Regions from separate parts of the Homo sapiens genome. Here region 2 is linked to region 1. A link is an interaction called in ENCODE POLR2A ChIA-PET data of the cell type or tissue named here. Cell type or tissue: Panc1. All regions are shown on one strand. Each heading gives the region's core, and the rest is flanking DNA. Links, peaks and the distances in the headings are about the cores only.

The links. ChIA-PET counts read pairs that join two places held together with the same protein. Peaks named below come from ENCODE experiments on the same cell type or tissue, not always from the same donor. Only the 100,000 strongest peaks of a DNase experiment are listed, where the experiment ranks them.
Region 2: POLR2A ChIA-PET joins it to region 1 with 5 read pairs; 2 of 35 experiments call an interaction of 5 or more read pairs at or near these places.

What each region holds. Positions count from the first base shown.
Region 1 is chr6:163,394,960-163,399,366 of GRCh38, reverse strand. No RefSeq gene overlaps it. Among named protein-coding and RNA genes, the nearest start is that of CAHM, 17 kb to the left of the region's middle. In Panc1, for the core only: no CTCF peak of the experiment used is centred there; no DNase peak of the experiment used is centred there; H3K4me3 peaks cover 808 bases; H3K27ac peaks cover 551 bases.
Region 2 is chr6:163,446,337-163,450,743 of GRCh38, reverse strand. All of the region lies in intron 1 of QKI (QKI, KH domain containing RNA binding), which reads right to left. Among named protein-coding and RNA genes, the nearest start is that of QKI, 34 kb to the right of the region's middle. In Panc1, for the core only: no CTCF peak of the experiment used is centred there; no DNase peak of the experiment used is centred there.

The sequences.
Region 1 (4,407 bases), core at 162-4,161:
AGGCAAAGATTGATAGCAGTTCAAAATTGGTTTTCTCTTGCTCTTGGGCACATAACTATTTCCATTTCCCACCTCCCATATGGCCATGTGTCTGAGTGCCAGCCAGTGGAATAGGAGCTGTACTCCTTCCAGCCTGGCCTACAAATCCGGCCCCTGCCTTCACCATCAGCTGTCTCATTCAGGCTAGAGGGAAAGGAGATGTGTTGAAGATGTGAGTCCCAAAATGAGAGCATGGAGAAGGTCATCCTTCAGGCCCGTCCACTGCACGGTTCCGTTGCGTAAATAAGAAACAAGCCTTCACACACTTGGCGAGCAGCCTAGCCAGCTTTTACTAACACGTGTGTGTCCAGAGCTCAGGGAAGGGCCAGCCTTGCAGTGCCTTGTGGGAGATACAGCTGTGGTCTGCTCAGCAGGTTCTACTTCCTCCTCCTCCTCCCCGTAAGAAACTCCCTCTCTTATGTGAGAATCTACAACATGATTTGCTGTGGCTTAATTTCTGCACCACCAAGTTGGCAGGCAGTGCACACACAGCCGAGGCTCCGAGCCATTGGCCACATGATCAGTTCTGGGGCAGCCTCTTGACCCATAATCAGTTATTGTGGCCTAATCAATTATTGCTGAAGCATTCAGGAGAAGGGGATCTCTCCTTTTGGGTGAGATTGCTGGCTTTAGAGGATGCAGATATCCTATGGATTCTTTCAAAGAAAGAAGCCAGCACAGGGGAAGCAGAGCCAATGTGGAAGAACAGTTCCTTAGGGCGTCGTTTCAACTCCAGCATCCATTAATGTTTGATTCACCTTCCTCAGTTACCTGGGTAATAAGCCTCCTTTGTGTTTAAGCTGATTAAAGCCAGTTTTCCCAGTACTTCCCAACTTACCAGCTTTGCCCATTACCTCCAGTTCCCTGGGCCTCAGCCCCACTCCCTCTAACACCTGCCTTGAGAGCTGTCTCGATAATCTCATCTTCACATTACATAAAATATTAAAATTCCTTAAATAATCAGTGACTGTAACAGGCATGGCTTCCACTGAGGGGAGAAGAGTATTAGTCACTCACACGTGGTCTCCATGGATAATACTCCTTCTTAGGAAAGGAGTCTTGCTATATACACTAGAACAAACAAGGTCCCATTAGCACAAACTCAGTAGAACTGCCCCTTTGTTTTATTGTGCTGAACTTTTGTCCTATTAAAGATTTTTAAAAGTAAATGGTGAATTTGGGGAGTTTGGAAATCTGCAAATTTCCTTCACAATGTGTTTCCTTGTACTAGAATTTAATTAATGATATTTTTATCTGTTTTTCATTTAAAGCAACATAGTTGCAACCCCAGAGATTTACAAAATCAGAAACATAAATTAATTTTTACCATTAGTTATACAGACTATCCTCCCAGCCTTCGCTTTAGTCTTTTGATTAAATACAGGCTATCCCCAAATATTTGATGGGCTAGTTCTGTAAAGTGTATATTCCACTTGTGTCTCAAACACTAGAATACCAGGCTTGTATTTTTTAATTTTGTTTTGGATTTTATTTTGAAATTCTTACTTGTATAAACCAATCCCTTATCAAAATAGAAAATTTTCAAAAGTTGCTTAACTTTGTCACTCTCCTCGTCTTTCATGCTGGTGAAAACCAGCCTGGCCATTTGACATTGAGGTTTTCTTTCTCCATATTCATCTCCAGGCTCTGAGTTCATTATTCCAGTGAAACCACGCTAAGGAAAAAAGACTTTCCTACCCTCCTCTCATCTGTTGAACTTTGGCTTCCTTCACTCTCCCTTGCTCTGCACACCCCAGCTCCTCCGAAATCAAATGTCAGGAGACTAACTCCGTGAAGAGTCTCTAAGAACAGAGTCCTAATCAATCTTGTTCATGTTGTGGGGAGGGGAGGGCTGGGAGTTCCTGTTTAAAGTATTCAGGATTTCTGCTGGGGATAATGACAAAGTTCTGGAAATCGTTGGTGATGGTTACACAACATTGTATATGTAGTTAATGCCAATGAATTGTACACTTTAAAATGGTCATATGGTAATTTTTAAGTATATTTTATCACAATGAATTTCTGTCTTGTATATTTGTATAAATTACTAAATAATAGTTGCATCATTCCTATGGATAGCAGCAGCTAAGAAGCCTGAAGAAGTCAGTCAAATAGAACGGGTAAAGAAATTTTGTTTCTTAAAAAAGTGCCCGACAGAACAAAGCACACGCACCCTTTGCCAACTGTCTTTGGGAAAAGGCTCTGTTCGCTCATGCGCAGAAGGAAGCCAGGCCGCGAGGATGTCGACCGGGGCAAGATGAATGACCCCCTGGAGACCGCAGGGTTTGTGTTCGAGTTTCCACCACCTTTTCATCCTTTTGTCCACCCCCCTGATTCACATGCAGATTAGCCCAGACCAACTCCCCTCTAAATACTCTTTTCACGCCGGTTGGAAGGTAGAAGTCTCATCTAAATATGCATGAGGCTTTTTCTCCCGGGTTTCTGATGCGCTCTTGTTGGATGTTGAGGAATTACGTTAATTAATGCGTGCCTGCACACACCGACACAGAAACCAGGCACGCACATGCACACACACACGCACCTGCACACACACACACACACACACACACACACACACACACACACAATCAGCTTTGTCAGATCCTCCTTCGGCACTCACCAAGCAGTTCCCATGAAAAGGAAGGAAGGAGAGAGGGGGAGGAGGAGAGATTTGAAATCTGTTGCCAGGGGAGAAATAAATGGTACAGCTTGATACAAAAGAAAGTACAAAGTTTCATCTTTGCTTTCTGGAGTTGCAAATCTAACTGTTGTTTCCAGTCAGTCCCAATGTAAAATAAGACAAGGCCATTGCAAACGCAGAACTGCCTGGCCTGGCTCTTCCCAGTGGTGAAGAAAAAGTTAAGGACAGAGTTTAAATGTTGGAAATAAGTTGTAAATTTGAAAATAAAGAACTCATCAATAGTTTGTTTAAGCAGGGCTTTAGGCAAATTCCTTCACCACAGATCATGTGAGTCTGGATCCCAGAAGGAGTTGTTAGGGTTTGTATTATACCGCCGTTTTCGCTGTCTTTTTCCCTCTGTCTCTTCTGTGGCTTTTAGATGCTGTTTTCATTAGGCTAGCTAAATTCCACTTTAAGATGAATTCACCCTAAATGTGTTTGCATGAAATTATATCGAGTTATGGCTTACAGTGTAAATCATCTTTAATTATAGGTAATCTTTATGATATTTTAACAGATAGGATAATATATTAGCACACTGGAACTGAGGTGCAGACACCTCAGTTAATGGCCTTAATATCACACTGCCAGCAACAGTCATCTTTCCAACCTTTAATCATCTCCCTCGCCTGCCCCTTCCTTTCTGTTCTCAGTGAACACAGAATGCCCAAGCAGCCCATCAGACCCTGGTCCGGAAGGGCCCAGGGCTCTGTCACTAACTTTCAAATTTGTGTATCATGACAGTAGGTTGAAAAGTGTATTTTTTCTGTGTGTGTGTTTTTTTAATATAACCCATCAACGGATACTGGTTTTCATTTCTAGATCTTAATATACTAAAATATGAAGATTTTGTTATTTTCAAAAATTCCTTCTTGATTCAAGCAATGAATAATTAGCGTAGCTCTCTTCATCCATCCTCACAGGGTACAAAAAGATTGGGAAATCCTGCTTCAGGCCCACACTGCTTCTCTAGCTGAAGGGAGGCAAAGCAGAAATAAATCTCCAACTTCCCTGAAGCATACGGAAGGCTTCCCTATGCATTTTGTGACAAACTGAAAATTAGTTGTTGATAATATTTCTTTCACATGAAAGTACAGAACGTACTCTATTCTCCATCCCAGACCCCACTCCAAACAAAATCTGTTATTTGAAGTCCACATAAATAACCGACTCTGGTCTATTTATGTAACTATTGTTGTAATCAGCATTACACATTCTTAGCTTACAACCAAGGTGTCTTTATGTTTCATCAATAAAAACTAAGATGGAATGTTCACACAGAAAGTGTTTTCTTTCATCTGCTACACTGACAGGGAATTGTCATACTCAGCGTTATTTCCTAGTCATTTATTACTGACTTGTCTGAATGAATAGGTACCTGGCTCTATCTAAGTTTAAAGAAAACTGTATCTACATTTTTTAAAGAAAAAGTTAGTGAAAGAGTTCAAAAAATTGTTCCAGATTCCTCCTGGGGGAGGTAATGCATTGCTTGGAAGGTATTTCAGAAGGGCATTTTGTAGAAAACTCTGGGAATCAGTGGGGGTATTCAGTAAATATTTTTGTGTGAATGTTGGATGGCTTTGATCAAGTAAATTAAATGCACACACACACTCTTAGTCATCATTTTATGCATAAATAAATATCTATACATAAACAGAACTATTACCTCTACTGATGGTGGATTACTG
Region 2 (4,407 bases), core at 96-4,095, 51 kb before region 1:
TTTTTCGAATTTCACTACGCTGAAAACTATTTTTTGTTTAGGCCTGAAAACCTGTTACTACTTACTGCCTCGTCACATTTCTCTGCTTTAATTATCTTGATTTTTTTTCTTTTCCAAACTAAGGCTCAACTGTCAGTTAATTCTGCTCCGATGTCACTGCACAGTTCTGTTTTATGTGACCTTTATTCTTTTTTCTTTCCCCTTAATTCACCCAACTATGGATTTCACTAAAAGGTTTTAAAGTAATTCTTAGGTTTCATGTTTCAACAGCCTCAGCTCATGTTTGTCTTTGGCTTTTCCATTACCACTACTCTTTTACTGTATCCAAATTATTGTACGTGCACTCTGCTACTTTTGTACATATCCTTTTAATATCTGAATTACTGGGCCGGTTGTGGTGGATCACGCCTGTAATCCCAACAATTTGGGAGGCCGAGGTGGGCAGATCACTTGAAGTTAGGAGTTCAAGACCAGCCTGGCCAACATGGCAAAACCCCATCTCTACTAAAAATACAAAAATTGGCCAGGTGTGGTGGCAGGCACCTGTCATCCCAGCTACTCGGGAGGCTGAGGCAGGAGAATTGCTTAAACTCGGGAGACAGAGGCTGCAGTAAGCTGAGATCATGCCACTGCACTACAGTCTGGGTGACAGGGTGAGACTCCATCTCAAAAAAGAAATACATATATATATACACATATATACATATATATGTGTGTGTATATATATGTTATACATATATGTTATACACACATATGTTAAATCCAATTACATATATATGAATTATTGGATTTAACTAACAGATCAATCACTGGAAAACTAGAACACTGGAATTAAGAACAGGAAAAACTGTTAAGAGAATAAAAAAATATGGGGTGAGAAATCTAAATTACAGCATTGAGCAGTCATTTCATAAAATATATAAATACATAGCTAAGGCTGTGTATAAAATCAATACTGCAATGTTGGAAAGCCAAAGAATCAAATACAGCTCTATATTACTTTCTGGTTTAGAAATTTTTCAGCAAATTTAAACTAAGAAAATCAAAATTAGGAAATGAAACACAAAAACTATTTACTAACTCAATCATAAGCAACAAAATATTAATGAAAAGTAAAATTCAAAGCCAAAATGCACCAAAGAATTACTTTCAGGATTTGTAAAAAAACAAAACAGTTTTAAAACACTGAAGAAAAACTCACATAAAATGCATCTTATACTTAGTGTTGTGGTAGCTGATTCAATTGCTCAACTTGCAATGCTGATGTTATAGACATATATATTTTTTCACTGGGTATCTATCTGCTGTTTCTTTGTACATTTGAATCCATCAACAAAATCTGCCTTATCATTGTACTAGAGCAGGAGCTAATAAAGGAATGAAAAGGTCACTGTGTCATTTGACCATAACTGTGCTTTTTAACATTTTCCATTAACTTATGGAAAATCTTAGTTGTCAGTAAAACGACAAGTATATATAAACACATACATAATTTGATATACATAAAATACATTTTATGAGGTAAGTTAAAATGACTGCTTTCATCTGAAGCTTAAATAGGCTCCAGTATTTCCACACTGTCTGCAATCCCTACCTCTTGCTAGACATTAAAGTAGCTCACTAACACAAACAGCAAAGTAAGATTTAGTTATTTTAGGTCTTAATAACAAATTACTCGTTTTTATTTAGATAATACTCATTAAATCTTAAAACAATAATATTAGTAATCTATTTAAAACTGAAGAACTGTCACTTCATAAAGAGGTGGCTGGTGTGTAACCTTATGAATTTAGGGTTAACAACAATCTCTTCTGTAAAAAGAAATAAACTTTAATTAAGGCTTGACTAAATACAGAGAAAGTTTTAAAGTTATTTTTGAGCTGAGAACCACCCATGGAATTTAACTTCACTGTGCTCTTTTTAAGAGGCCAAGTTCACAAGGTACAGAGAGCAACTAGATTAAAAAGCAAGTTACTAGAGTATTATTTATTTACTTATTTATTTTTGAGATGGAGTTTCACTCTTTTCACCAAGGCTGGAGTGCAATGGCACAATCTTAGCTCACTGCAACCTCCGCCTCCTGGGTTCAAGCGATTCTCCTGCCTCGGCCTCCCCGAGTAGCTGGGATTACAGGTGCCCGCCACCATGGTCAGCTAATTTATTATTATTTTTTTTTTTAGTAGACACGGGGTTTCACCATGTCGGCCAGGCTGGTCTCGAACTCCTGACCTCAGGTGATCCACCCGCCTTGGCCTCACAAAGTGCTGGGATTACAGGCGTGAGCCACTGCGCCTAGCCTAGAGTACAGACTATTAAGTGAAATATGTTTGCTTACTCTAACAACCAAATAAATCTGATTTAATTTCAAAGTAACTGCTTTCAAACTGGCAAGAAAAAAAAAAAAAAAACCCAAGCTATTAGTAATTCCCTAGATGGAACCTTATTCCAAGGGTTAAATTGTACTCTGTACTTCACAATCCTAAGTCCAAAAACAAAAACTACAAAATTAAATTAATCATAACTCCTCTTTGTACTACCAAAACTAACAATTGTCCACAACTGGCGATAAATTTCACATGCAAAAATACAAAACAGCAAAAACTTTGTAACAATGTTAATTCGATTTTCCTGATTGTTCTCAGCAGCAGTTCTGTATTACAGAAGTACCTAACAGTAAGTTGCACACACGTTCCTGGGGTTATAGAAAAGAACCTCTACTGTATGATCAAATTTATATTTAAGTATACATTTTTTTGGTAGACACAACAAAGTCAAAAAAGATACAACTATTAACAGTAATCATCTCTGGGAGATGAATTTACGAGGACTATTTCGCTTTCATGTTATTATATAAATTTTTCTTACAATAATCACCTATTAGGAGAGTAGAAAGCAGAAAAGCTTACATCAAAACACTGCAAGCATGGGACTGCCTATATAAAAACAGTAGCATAATAAAGATGTTATAATTCATTGCCTCCCAACTCTAAAAATAAAGCGATCTAGTTATTTTTTACATGACTCAACTGGTCTTCACCAGAATCTGAAGGAGGATATATTACAATACCCTTTTTACTGTCCCCTCAAAATAAAAAGAAAAAACAACTAATGCTCAGTGATTAAAGAATTAACAAATATCGTTATGTCCTCAATCACACATACAGGGAAGCTACAAAAGTTAGCTCATAAAGGCAGAGTAGAATTATAGATACCAGAGGCTGGGAAGGATGGATGAGTAGGAGAAGAGATGAAGAGAAGTATGTTAATAGGTACAAACATATAATTAGATAAAGGTATGAATTTTACTGTTCAACAGCAGATTAGAGTGACTACAGTTAACTAATACATTGTATATTTCAAAGTAGCTAGAAGAGAGAACTTGAATTATCCCCAACATACAGAAATAATAAATACTCAAGGTGATGGAGACCTCAAATACTCTGACTTAATCATTACACATTCTATGTATGTAGCAAAAAAAAAAAAAAAAAAAATCACGTGCACCTCATAAATATGTAAAATATCTATCAATAAAAATAAAGAAAAGGTAAATCAAAAAAATAAAAGAAACTGGACCAAGTCACAGCTAGTCTAACCAGCTTTACTTAAGAGTTTCATAGAGGATTTCCTGGCATAAGAAACTCTTAAAATTCATTTTAAGAAACGGTAATTAGAGAATGGAAATAAAATGGAATAAGCCACCTTTTGATGTATTGCTGGCTGTACTATAATAAGTGTAGACCAGTATGTTCACTGTTTTAATAGCGTGTGAAAGAAAGTCTTTTTAGCCCTTTTCTTTCACTCCATTTTAACAGAACACAGTTCTGTAGATGAACTCCAGGTCTAGGTTCCTAAAGTGACATCCTGAATGAATAAACGGATACTGCCAGTAGACACAGAAAGTAAAATAGGTCACTGAAAAGAACAGAACAGAGCGGGGGACTTGGTGGGGAGGGCCTTCATTCACTTTTGAAAAACCAGTTACTTAATTGGATAGGCAGCCTTTCTCATTTAAACTGACTTTTGTTTCAACTTACCAAAAAAGAGTTTACTTTTAAACCTGTTTACTTTTACACGTTAATATTTAACTATTATTTATTTAATAGAAAATGTGGTCTTCTGGTCATGTCGTTTCTTAGGATACTCAGGGGAAGCCAGTCCCCATCTATATATAATAGTCACTGTACTGAAATGTAAATTTAAATCTAATGGCGAACTAGTTAAGTAACATTTTAATGAATATCCGAAGAAGATGCAACAGCAAGTTAGTTTGATATCATCAGAATCCAGGTAAAAAGAAATACCTGAGAATCCAGCAATTATTATTAACAACTCTTTTCCCAATCCTTTAATATTTCTGAAAGAATAAAAATAAACTCTTAGCAATGGAAACGGGTACCCAAGATA